Regions from separate parts of the Mus musculus genome. Here region 1 is linked to region 2. Evidence: chromatin loops called from intact Hi-C (ENCODE). Cell type or tissue: gastrocnemius. All regions are shown on one strand. Region 1 overlaps Triobp (TRIO and F-actin binding protein). Region 2 overlaps Gcat (glycine C-acetyltransferase (2-amino-3-ketobutyrate-coenzyme A ligase)).

Evidence for each region. A loop is a pair of places that touch in the nucleus more often than their neighbours do. Peaks named below come from ENCODE experiments on the same cell type or tissue, not always from the same donor. Only the 100,000 strongest peaks of a DNase experiment are listed, where the experiment ranks them.
Region 1: a loop joins it to region 2, with 2.7 times the contacts of the local background. A loop is called at or near these places in 1 of 42 quality-filtered maps.

The regions. Positions count from the first base shown.
Region 1 is chr15:78,954,988-78,957,487 of GRCm38, reverse strand. It overlaps Triobp (TRIO and F-actin binding protein), which reads right to left. Exons shown (of 25, transcript NM_001039156.1): 4 at 284-383. Among named protein-coding and RNA genes, the nearest start is that of Triobp, 8.5 kb to the right of the region's middle. In gastrocnemius, a CTCF peak has its summit at 1,000; a DNase peak (open chromatin) is centred at 336.
Region 2 is chr15:79,037,653-79,040,152 of GRCm38, reverse strand. It overlaps Gcat (glycine C-acetyltransferase (2-amino-3-ketobutyrate-coenzyme A ligase)), which reads right to left. Exons shown (of 9, transcript NM_013847.4): 9 at 1,797-2,500. Among named protein-coding and RNA genes, the nearest start is that of Galr3, 3.0 kb to the left of the region's middle. In gastrocnemius, CTCF peaks have their summits at 1,085 and 2,188 (motif pointing left); DNase peaks (open chromatin) are centred at 1,054 and 2,174; H3K4me3 peaks cover 218 bases; H3K27ac peaks cover 541 bases.

The sequences.
Region 1 (2,500 bases), 83 kb after region 2:
GCCCCGCCTCCTCTCAGGTTACCTGGGCAGCGGGCTCCGGCAGTGGCAGCTGGCGGCTGTCAGCACCCTCTTTCCCGGGGGGCTCCAACTCAGGCCCCCACGCTGCCACCCTCCCAGGCCCCGACTCTGGGCCGCGGTGGCTGCAGTGTTCCAGGCAGCAGAAACCTTAGAGGGGCCAGCCTCGGGAGCAGGGCCCCTCATTACTGTTTCATAAGCCAGGGCCCAGCCAAGAACAATGCGGGACATGAAACCGAAGGAACCCGATCCGATCCGGTCGGCTCACCTGAGAGCAGGCCTGGTGGGAGTCTCCCTGGGGACCCTGGAGTCTGGCGACTGGGGCAGAGGCTGTAGCCCAGGCAGTGCCCTGGGTGGGCAGCAGTGCTCTAGGATTCAAGAAAGTCACCATGAGCAAGGCCAGCCTGCGCTAAGGAAGGGCTAGGGTCGGCAGCTATATCCAGGCCAAAGAACAACCCTCCTCCAGCATTCAGTTTCACACCTGCCCCACAGCCAGAATCTGATCAGAGCCAGGCAGCAGGAGGTGTCAGATCTACAGCCCGGCCTGGCGCCTTGGCCACCCAGGGGACAGCACAGCATGAAGGACAGCAGAGAGTAGACTTGCTCCTAACTTGTGCACTTCCCAAGGCTCCACCCAGCATGAACCTGGGGGTGAGGGGTGGGGGGTGGGGGGTGGCTGACATGGCACCTGGGTCTTGCTTTCATCCTTAGTCTCCACCCCTCCCCCATTCACAAGAACATGTCCAGTTGTCTGTCAGTCCACAGCTCTGATTTCCTGCCTAGTCAGCGCCACCGTCTCTGGCTATAGACAGACCCAGGTCCTACCCCATCTGGGTGATCTCACTTGGTGGCATCCCCTCTCTGGGCCTTCTTATCTATGGGAAGGAGGCAGAGGTGTGATCAAGACCTTGGGGAGGTGACTTGTCCTCAATTACTTCATCTATAAAATTGTCCTGATAACCACAGCCACCCCCTAGGGGACATGAGGAGAATTACATGATGTGACACTTGTCTATCACAAGTACAAATCCTGATGGAGAGCATTAAGTAAAATCTTACAAATGTTAAGTTGTTAGAATAAACCAGGCAGTGGTGGCGCACGCCTTTAATCCCAGCACTCAGGAGGCAGGCGGATTTCTGAGTTCGAGGCTAGCCTGGTCTACAGAGTGAGTTCCAGGACAGCCAGGGCTACACAGAGAAACCCTGTCTCAAAAAAACAAAAACAAAAACAAAAACAAAAAACAAACAAACAAACAAAAAAGACATCAATAAATTAACCAGACATGGTGATGAACACCTGCAACAGAAGCACTAAGACAGGAGGGTCATGAGTTCAACACCAGCCTGGGCTACATAGAAAGACCCTGTCTAAAGGGGGATCAGCAAGGAATGACAACAAATAAGTCATGAAGGTATGTGTGGCCCTAGCATAAAGCAAGGCTTTCTCACACAACCTATTCCCCCTCCCCAAACCGGGCCATGGTCTGCTCAGTACCATGTGACTTTCTGGGGCTCCACTTTGGGTCGTAGGGGACATCTTGTGATCAGAGCCATTTCTTTTTTTTTTTTTTTTTTAGATTTATTAATTTATTATGTATACAGCATTCTGCATGTATGCTTGCAGGCCAGAAGAGGGCACCATGTCTCTCTAGATGGTTATGAGCCACCATGTTGCTGGGAATTGAACTCAGGACCTCTAGAAGAGCAGACAGTGCTCTTACCCTCTGAGCCATCTCTCCAGCCTGCCATTTCTACATTTTCTAGAGCAGCTGAAGCCATGAACAGGGAGGCTTAAGCCGTCCCCTGTAGCAGGTGGGGAGGACCTAACTGGGGTCATGTTGACCCACTCAGCCAGTATTGCTTACATACATATAGATATATAGATATATGTGTATGCATATATATACACATACACACACATATCTATATATGTATATGTATATAAAACTTAGTGTTCATTGATTCATTGATAAGTTTTGCCCCGCACATATGTCTGTGTGAGGGTGTCAGATCCCCTGGAATTGGAGTTAAGGACAGGTGTGAGCTGCCATGTAGGTGCTGGGAATTGAACCTGGGTCTTCTGAATGAGCAGCCAATGCTCTTGAGCACTGAGCCACCTCTCCAGCTCCACCAGTGATGCTTTTAAATACAGACTTTGTGTGCTCCGTGTGTCCAAAACGTCTGGATTGGAAAATAGGGGCAAACGGGGCCAAGAGTCCAGAGTCCTTTGGGGCAAGGTGGGGCATTGGCCACATTTGGTTCCTTGGAGACATGCTATGGAATGGAGTCCAGGGAGGCAGCCAGAAAGTCCCAGAAGAGGTGACTTGATAGGGTTAGAAAAAAACCTGACTCATTTTATGCAATGTTGAGGATGAAGTCAGGGGCATGTGAAGGCCAGAGAGTGACATTGTTTTTCCCTTTTAAATTTTTGTTTTGTTTTGGTTTTTTGAGTCAGGGTTTTGCTATGTAACAGCCCTGGCTGTCC
Region 2 (2,500 bases):
GAGGGAGGGGCACTAGACTTGCCAACCAAGAGACTGGATATTGGACAACCGTATGTATCAAGGGCAGAGAGCTGGGGAGGAGAAGAATCCTTCCAGAACCGGAAGGTGGAGGGCACATCAGAGACGAGTGCCCCATGGAGCTAGGACTGGAAGATCTGGGCAACACTCAAGACCAGTTCCTGTGGGAAGCCCCCCTATGCAGTTACCAGTGCTTGCGGGGCCTCTCTAGTGTCACCAACCCCACTCACAAGAGGCTCACTGGATGGAGCTATTAGGAATCAGACCTAGAAGCCGCAAAGCTGACTTTCACAACCTCTGGCGCCGGTGATCAGAAAGGAGGGCTCTTTAGATCCCTTGTAGGTCTCTAGACTTGATGTGAGATTTTGAAAATCAAGGGCGGCAACGCAGTAGACTTCCAGAAGTGTGAATCCACATATCCATACCTAGAGTCCCAGACGTAGGTGGATTCTATTACCTCTTGGAACACCCCCACTGGCCCGGCCTCTATAACTCTCTCCTTCCCTGCTGGGGTTGGGCTCAAAGTACCCGTGTAGAGGGTTCTGAGAAGCAGCAGGGCTGAGCTGGTACAGTAGTGGAGGAGAGAAGGGAAGGGAGGCAATCAGAGAGCCTGGCTGTGGGGCAGGGAGGACAGACCATCATGGCTGGAGCCTCGGGGTGTCCTTACCACCACCTCCTCCCTTCCCTTAGGGTTGATCCGAAGCTGGTCTTCTGGTCTTCCAATGCCTTTTGGCTTGCCACAGAAGCCCAAAGACTATTGGTATATGCCCACTCTGGATCACATGCTGTGCCTACTGGGCACCTTCTAGGACCCCTTCTGGATGGCAGACGAGTTGCAAGGTGAGAGAACCGATCCTGGATCAGCGGGCTTGCTGAGCCCCACGCTGCATGACAGCATGGAGTTAACACTGAGGCCAACTGGCCTGGGAGGTCATGGTGCAACTGCTACAGGAACCGCCTCCTGACAGACAATGCCTGCAGCAGTGCCTGGGAGCTGCAGGAGGTGGCTCTCCCACTGTGCCGCTGGGTGGCAGTCTAGCGTAGGTGTGGGTGGGCCCCAGGCCTGGTATTCTGGACCTGGCTGGGTATGCCACCCACACCACCTAGTGGCTGCTCTTGGTCCCTGGGCATGAGCTATCAGCCTGCACAGGACACATACATCAAACTGGGGTACCTGGCATCAGGTGCCCGACTTGCTGGGGTAGCCTGCAGGTGTTTCTGCTCTTGATGTTATTGGCTTACAGTTCCATTAGGCTCCTCCCAACAGCGACCTAGCGAAGGCTTGCATCATCACCTGCCACCATAGCCTGCCAGATGTGGCAGGGTATAAGGAGGATGGCTCCCCACCCAGCCCCTCCTTCTCTTTATCCCCCAATTTCTTTTTCTCTGTTTCCATGTGTTCCTAGCCGGCCTCTCTCATTCTGTTCCCCCTTTCTCTGCCTCTATCCCTTTTCCAGGTTTCTGAGGCTCCCTTCCTCCACAATAAACTTTCTTATATCAGGTCTGTTGCGTGCTGTGATTTCTCAGGGGGACACTTTGGCATGGGCCCACCGGGGACTCCCTAACTACCACCACCATCGCTTTGTATTTCAGAACGACGTAGCCACAGCTGCCTCCTGCCAGGCTGCGACCCTTTCAGCACTACCGGGTTGCAAAGGAGGATTCTCGGAACCCCAGCTTTAAGAATCTGCAAGGTTAGGTTGGAGCTTGCTCTGACCGTCCCAAGCTGTTCAGATACTAGGCAAGTGAGCTGGAGGAAGAGGCAGGTGCCTCACTTTCTGTTTTTGGTTTTGCATTGTTGTTTTTTTAATGAAACCGTAAGTCCTACTTGCCTGCCACGTTCTACTTCTAGATAGCTAGGGAGCTACCCAAGGCCACACCCCCACACTGAGCCTACAGCAGCAGTCATAAGCCTGCGGGGCTGAGCCTGCGAGATTCCACCCCTCCTTTCCCACAGTAAAGCAAGGTCAGCAAAATGGGAAGGAGGCCACACCTATGGTAATGGAGCAGCAGGTGTGATGGTTGCCGGTAGGAAGACAGGGTAGAAGGACAGGGCCTTCGTAGCAGCAAACCAGCCCTTCTGGCCTGGCTTGAGGGCTGCCCAACAGCCTGATCCAAGGCCCCCAAGTAGCCAGCGGCGGCAGCGTGAACGCGCTGCGCCCCCTGGCGGCTGAACCATCAGACAGACTATCGGCTTTTGAATCAGAGACAGAAAGGTGTCCCTATGGAACATCAGCTCTCTAAAGTGGGGGGAAACTGGGACCTGCACAGGGGCCTAAGGCCACGGGGTTAAGGACAAAGAGCTCTGGAAAACAAGGATTCGATGTCCTTCAGGGGTGATCTGCTTTCTTCTTTCTGGGGCCTGAACCTCTGCCCTCTCCTAGGGAACACAGGTCTAGGAACAATTCTCATTTGGCAGTTACATTTTATCCTTCTGCTAGGGCACAGGAGACAAGGTGCCCACCCAGCTTAGGCTGCAGAA